Linked DNA regions of Homo sapiens: region 2 is linked to region 1. A link is a loop called in an ENCODE intact Hi-C map of the cell type or tissue named here. Cell type or tissue: heart left ventricle. All regions are shown on one strand. Links, peaks and the distances in the headings refer to the core of each region. The heading gives the core; the rest is flanking DNA. Region 1 overlaps REXO5 (RNA exonuclease 5). Region 2 holds the start of ACSM3 (acyl-CoA synthetase medium chain family member 3).

Region 1 (2,918 bases), core at 216-2,715:
AGGCAGATTAAGCTCTAACATCACTTGACTGCCAAATGATGACTTGCAGATTTTCAGATGAGGTCTTATCAGAAAGCAAAGCTCTAGCTGTTTGGCAGTTGTAGATAATGATTATAATTGGGAGATTCTGGAACAAGGAAGATAATATTCTGCTGACTTAAGGTCACAAGAAGATTGAAGATCAAGAAGGGCAAGAGCATTATACACTGACATTGTGCAATTTCAGCATTAAAATATACCTATGTGATGCCCTAACCTTTGATAATATTTAAGTAGATAAAACCTAACTAAACTGAAGCTGTGGGCCATTCTTAAGTATTATTCCATTCTAGCCCGATAGCTCTTAGAAGAGCTGCAGGCAAGGTGAAAAATACCTGGTGAGGTAGTCCAGAATCTTGTTTTCAGGTTTGACCAGTTCATCCATAACACAGCAGCCTCCTTCAGCAACCAGTGAGATGCGTGTTAGCTCTCTCCCCTTGGATGTGAGGCACTGAAAGACCAACATGTAGTCAGGCTGCTGAACTGTGGAAGTTATTGCTTCTTCTTACTATTTACACTATGTCAACTGCCATCTACTGTAATCTACCAGGGTCCCTGCAGCAATGGCACAAACTTGCTTTCTAGAGGATCTAGTGTGAGTGAAATTAAAGCTGGGCAGGCTGCTGAATGTTACACTTAAGAGGATCAACACAGTGTAGTCTGCACAAAGAAGATGAATGCAAATAATATTAATAATTGTATCTACCATTTATGGAGTGTGTACTATATCCAGTATTATGCTAAATACCACTAATAGGTAATTTTTATGAAGCCCATTCTATTATCAGCTAGTGCTGTACTAAGAATTTTATATATGCCACTCTCATAATTACCTTTTGAGGTAGGCTTTATTATTACCCCCACTTCACAGAGGGAGAAGCCGAGGCTGATAGGTTAGGGGTATTTGTCTAAGGCGACATAGCCACTAACAGGCAAGGACAGGATATACACCCTGATATGTCAGATTCTCAAATTTTAGGTCTTAGTTACTCTATTAAGAATTGAGAAACTGTTTCCTGAGTACTGAGAGGGGATGCACTGTCTTTGAAAAGAGGCTTACTACAATTAGATAAAGCAAAGCACGAGGGGAACTTAAGCAGGGAAATCCTATTTCTGATCTTCAAGGTGTAAAACTAAGCCAAACCAACAATTAAGGCAAAGTCCTCATGGCAGCAACAACAAAATACTTCTTCAAACACAAGGAATCAACTTCTAGCAACATGCAAAGACCTGATTAAACATAGTAACTAGTTGGAAAACGTGATTTTTTTTTTTTGAGATCGAGTCTCACTCTGTCGCCAGGCTGGAGTGCAGTGGCGCTATCTCAGCTCACTGCAACCTCTGCCTACTGGGTTCAAGCGATTCTCCTGCCTCAGCCTCCCGAGTACCTGGGACTACAGGTGCATGCTGCCATGCCCAGCTAATTTTTTGTATTTTTAGTAGAGATGGGGTTTCACCATGTTGGCCAGGATGGTCTTGATCTCCTGACCTCATGATCCACCCGCCTCAGCCTCCCAAAGTGCTGGGATTACAGGTGTGAGCCACGGCACCCAGCCACTTATGTGATATTTATTCTTTATCCTGGAATACAGATCTAAGTTTTCTAAAGTGTGAGTAAAAGGACCTACTTTCAGCTATTAAAACAGAATACTAAAAATGAATGTATTCGTTCATTAGTGCATTAGACTCAAGAAATCATTTTCTACTAGACCTCAGCTTGCAACACTCCAATTGAAAAATTAAAAGTAGTACGTGCCATTTCACAGTCAAGTCCAAAGAGAGGACTATTGTCTGCTATAGAACCATTACATTTGGTAAGTAAAAAGTTTTCACAATCAGGAAAACCTAGGAGAAAAAGGAAGAAAATGTTTGCCTTTAGAATAGAGATGGTAAACATCACTCTTAGATTCAAGCAGGTAAAACTACAATACTAGATATTTTAGTCAGATATGTTGGTATGTTAGACACTTGAAATACAATGACTAAATAAGATACAATCTCTGTCCTCAAGTTTTTCTCCATCTACTCATTTTTATATTGAAAGAATAATGTAGGCTTGCTGTTAGGAGGAGATTCTGGGGCTTGAACTTCCTGGCAGTTACCAAGTAACAATTTTTCCTCCTCATGAGAAAAGAGATAACTAAATCATGGCTAAACCCAAAGTCATTAGGCGCTTTCCATGTCAGCACTAAGAAAGAATGAATAAAGTATGCAAATAACTGTATGTGGCATCTTTCTTTCCTAAATACAGGAAGAGAAAATAGGAATGAGATTCCACCATAATGGAGATCTAAAAGGATTTCATAGTAGGAAGAAAGTTTAAGTAACATTCACCATATGTGTCCCTCCACCCAACTCAACCTGTGAGATTCCTCTGAAACACCTATTCAGAGCCTTGCCTGCATTTTCTGGAATCACATATTTCCTACAGAGGCTCAGCTATAGATTTAAGGTACTCCCTCTATTTGTGAACCCTGAGTCCATAACCATGCATATTTAGCTCAAAAACCCAAAAGCATCTGAATTGTTGAAGATTTCTACCTTCAGGCAGAGGCTGGAGCAGTAAAGGTAACATCTAAATCTTGTTTGACACGGAACAAAGGGGGCTATGCAAACCTTTGACCAATTTCTGATTCCCGGTACTGTGAAATTTCCAACTAATCGCAATGAAAAGAATCAAAAGATGGTCTATCCCAGAGAAGAAAGGCAGCCTCAAATCTCACAGACACTATATTTGCTGCCTACCTTATCTATATTATCAGTGGTGTTTTATAGGTGTTAGCAGTACTGCCCTTACTACGTGCTCATGTGACAGTAGTGCAACCTCAAGAAAAAGATGGTTATAAATATGTTAAAATAAATAGAGAAAAAAGCCATGT
Region 2 (2,918 bases), core at 95-2,594, 60 kb after region 1:
CAATTTAGATAAAATGTTGAAACTATGTCTTCCAAAAGGAACGTCCTGATTCTTTCATTACTTGGATGTAAAAATGAATAGTATTTTTAAGTGGTTGTGAAGTATTAGAAACAATTTCTGATTCTATTAAATAAAAGGCAGGAATTTGGACAAATATCTTAAGGTCTTGAGCTTCATTCTTGGTAGGTTGGCATGATTCATTTATTTATTCAACAATTATTAATCACTTGCCATGAATTATTTCAGACATAGAGGATACAGGAGGGAATGCAAGAGACAAGGTCCTCCTTGCTCTCATAGAAAGACACATATAGTAAACAAGGGAATAAATAAATGTGATGTTACGCAAGAAAACAAAGAGAGTAATGGGAGAAAAGGGACCTTTTAGGAGGTCTCTCTAGGGACGTAACATTTTTGCTGAGATCTGGCAAGTGGTTGTACTGTTAAGCATTTTGCAGTTATTTATTAGTATTTTCATTTTACAGACAAGGAAGTATACACAAACAGACACACATATTTAAATTGGACAACGCATTTATTCATTACCCGTGTATTTATTGAACACTTGGTATATGCCAGACCTGTACTAAATGCTGAAAATATAGCTGTGAACAAGACACGGCTGGTCTTGCTCCCATGAAGCTTATAGACTATTAAGGAAGACATTAAATAATTATGTAAATATTAATATGATTGGAGATAAATATATCATACTTAGCTTGCTGATTCTGAATAGAATCAGAGTTTAGTATGATTTGTTCCCTAGCTCCCATACAATACTCTACACCACATTCAGAATCCTTCAAACGTATGTTGAAAAGAAAATTGATCAGTCATTTGGAGCTTAAAATGAACCTAACCATTCTGTTCTACCAAAAAGCAAATATCGACATCCTCTTCATCAAAACCATAAGATTACCTTCTCCTCAACAAAGTTCTTTTCCTCCCTTTTCATCGATCTTAGCATTTTACAACTTCTATTTCCCAGGTTTATAAAATTATTTGTAGGTAAAATTGCTGAGATAACTTTCCCAGGGTGACTCCAGATTTTTATACTGAGCCACAGAAACATTGGTAAGGAAAACTCTTCTAAGAAAGACAGTACCACCCCTGGTCAGATAGGCTTCTGAAAGTATTTAAGGTCTCATCTGAAATGCAAGCTCTTTGTCCCTACAGCCAAGGGGGCTTTAGCCTCCCCACAGCTCCCTAAACATCCCTCCCTCTAAGTATCCAAGTAATAACAGTAGTTTAACATATACAGCCTCAACGCAAGGTAAATTCACTGCTGTTGTCTCCAAACCCAACCAGACCCTGCCTGAAGCCCCTCCTATACAGAACTTTTGCAGCTGCCCTTGACCACCTAAAGGAGAAAACTGGCTGCTCTTAGGTTTGCATCTGTGTTTCCCAAAGTTTCCTGGAAGTAATTTACATACTTTCTGGATGATGCAGAAGATGGATTCCCATCTGTCACTGAGCAAGGTGGGGAGCTAAGCAGACAGTACAATGAAAATCTCAGCCACTACCTGGTCTTTTTTTTGAGATGGAGTCTTGTTCTGTCACCCAGGCTGGAGTGCAGTGATGCAATCTCAGCTTACTGCAAACTCCACCTCCCAGGTTCAAGTGACTCTACTGCCTCAGGCTCCCAAGTAGCTGGGGTTACAGGCACCTGCCACCACACCTGGCTAATTTTTTATTTTCAGTAGAGATAGGGTTTCACCATGTTGGCCAAGCTGGTCTCGAACTCCTGGCCTCAAGTGATCTGCATCTGCCCACCATAGCCTCCTAAAGTGGTGGGATTACAGGCTTGAGCCACCGCATCTGGTTCAATTAAAATTAAAAAAAAAATTTATCAACTTAATACATGTACATAGTTTTTCAAAAAATCAAATAGCACCAAAAGGCTCAACATGAAAACTCAGCTGCTACATTTATAGCCTTTTGTGTGTGCATACTCCTCATCACTTAATAGATAGTATCACACAACTGAGAAATTCTGAGAGAAACTTTGGCTGCCCAAGACTTTAATGACAGCATTTTTGATTGTTGGTTTTGTTCATCTGTTTGTTATCTTTGCTCAAAAAACAGATGTGCCAGTTCAGGAAATCTTACACAGGAGGGGAGATGAGGTACTCACTAGTTAACAGATTCCAACACAGATGGAGATTATGGCAGACTTGTTTCTTAGAAGAGCAGCCCTGAACCTTGAGTTCTCACATCTGCTTTTTCCTCGTGGCAGTCTAAAGAAGAGGGAGGAGCAGTCTGACAATCCGGAGGAGCAAGACTGGCCCAAAACACTTTCCTTGATTGGTGGAGACATTCTGGAGGAGGAGCCAAGCTCTGGGCTAAAGTTTACAGGACTCCCAGCGGTTCCTCTTACAGGTAATGATTTACAGAAACAGCAAGCTTTTGAGGGGCGGAGAAAGCAAATTATTAACAAGAAGGAAAGTGTCCAAGGAGTTGCCGAAGTGGTTAGTTCTGTAAAGGGGCAGAGAGAGCACTTCTCAGAAGGAAGAACAGATGGAGGAAGCCATAGAGGAGTTTTGAAATTGAAAGGAAAGAAGTTGAGGGGCGGTTATGGGTTGGCCTAAATCTCATCAAGCCCATTGGTGCGTTTATCTGTCGAAGTGGCAGGACTAAACATAAACGCTATCAGGTTACTCCCCTGCTCAAATCTTTCAGTGCTTCTTTTTCCACTCCAGGTAAAATCCGAGTCCTTACATGAACTGCAAGGAGTTGTATGATCTGGCACAGGGTCCTCTGATCCACAGCCCATTCTCCTTCCTCTGCCTCACTCTGCACAGCCACCGGCCTCCTTGCTTTTTCTCAAACACACTTGCCTGTTTCAGCCTCAGGCTTTCTGAATTCACAGTTTCCACTGACTGGAACTCTTTCCTCAGATATCCCCCTGGCCAAATTCC

The links. A loop is a pair of places that touch in the nucleus more often than their neighbours do. Peaks named below come from ENCODE experiments on the same cell type or tissue, not always from the same donor. Only the 100,000 strongest peaks of a DNase experiment are listed, where the experiment ranks them.
Region 2: a loop joins it to region 1, with 5 times the contacts of the local background. A loop is called at or near these places in 2 of 110 quality-filtered maps.

Annotation. Positions count from the first base shown.
Region 1 is chr16:20,823,405-20,826,322 of GRCh38, reverse strand. REXO5 (RNA exonuclease 5) reads right to left here. Exons shown (of 20, transcript NM_030941.3): 7 at 1,796-1,884; 8 at 375-490. Among named protein-coding and RNA genes, the nearest start is that of REXO5, 18 kb to the right of the region's middle. In heart left ventricle, for the core only: no CTCF peak of the experiment used is centred there; no DNase peak of the experiment used is centred there.
Region 2 is chr16:20,763,342-20,766,259 of GRCh38, reverse strand. ACSM3 (acyl-CoA synthetase medium chain family member 3) reads right to left here and starts at 2,246. Exons shown (of 14, transcript NM_005622.4): 1 at 2,135-2,246. RefSeq lists an enhancer at 1,980-2,109. In heart left ventricle, for the core only: no CTCF peak of the experiment used is centred there; no DNase peak of the experiment used is centred there; H3K4me3 peaks cover 455 bases.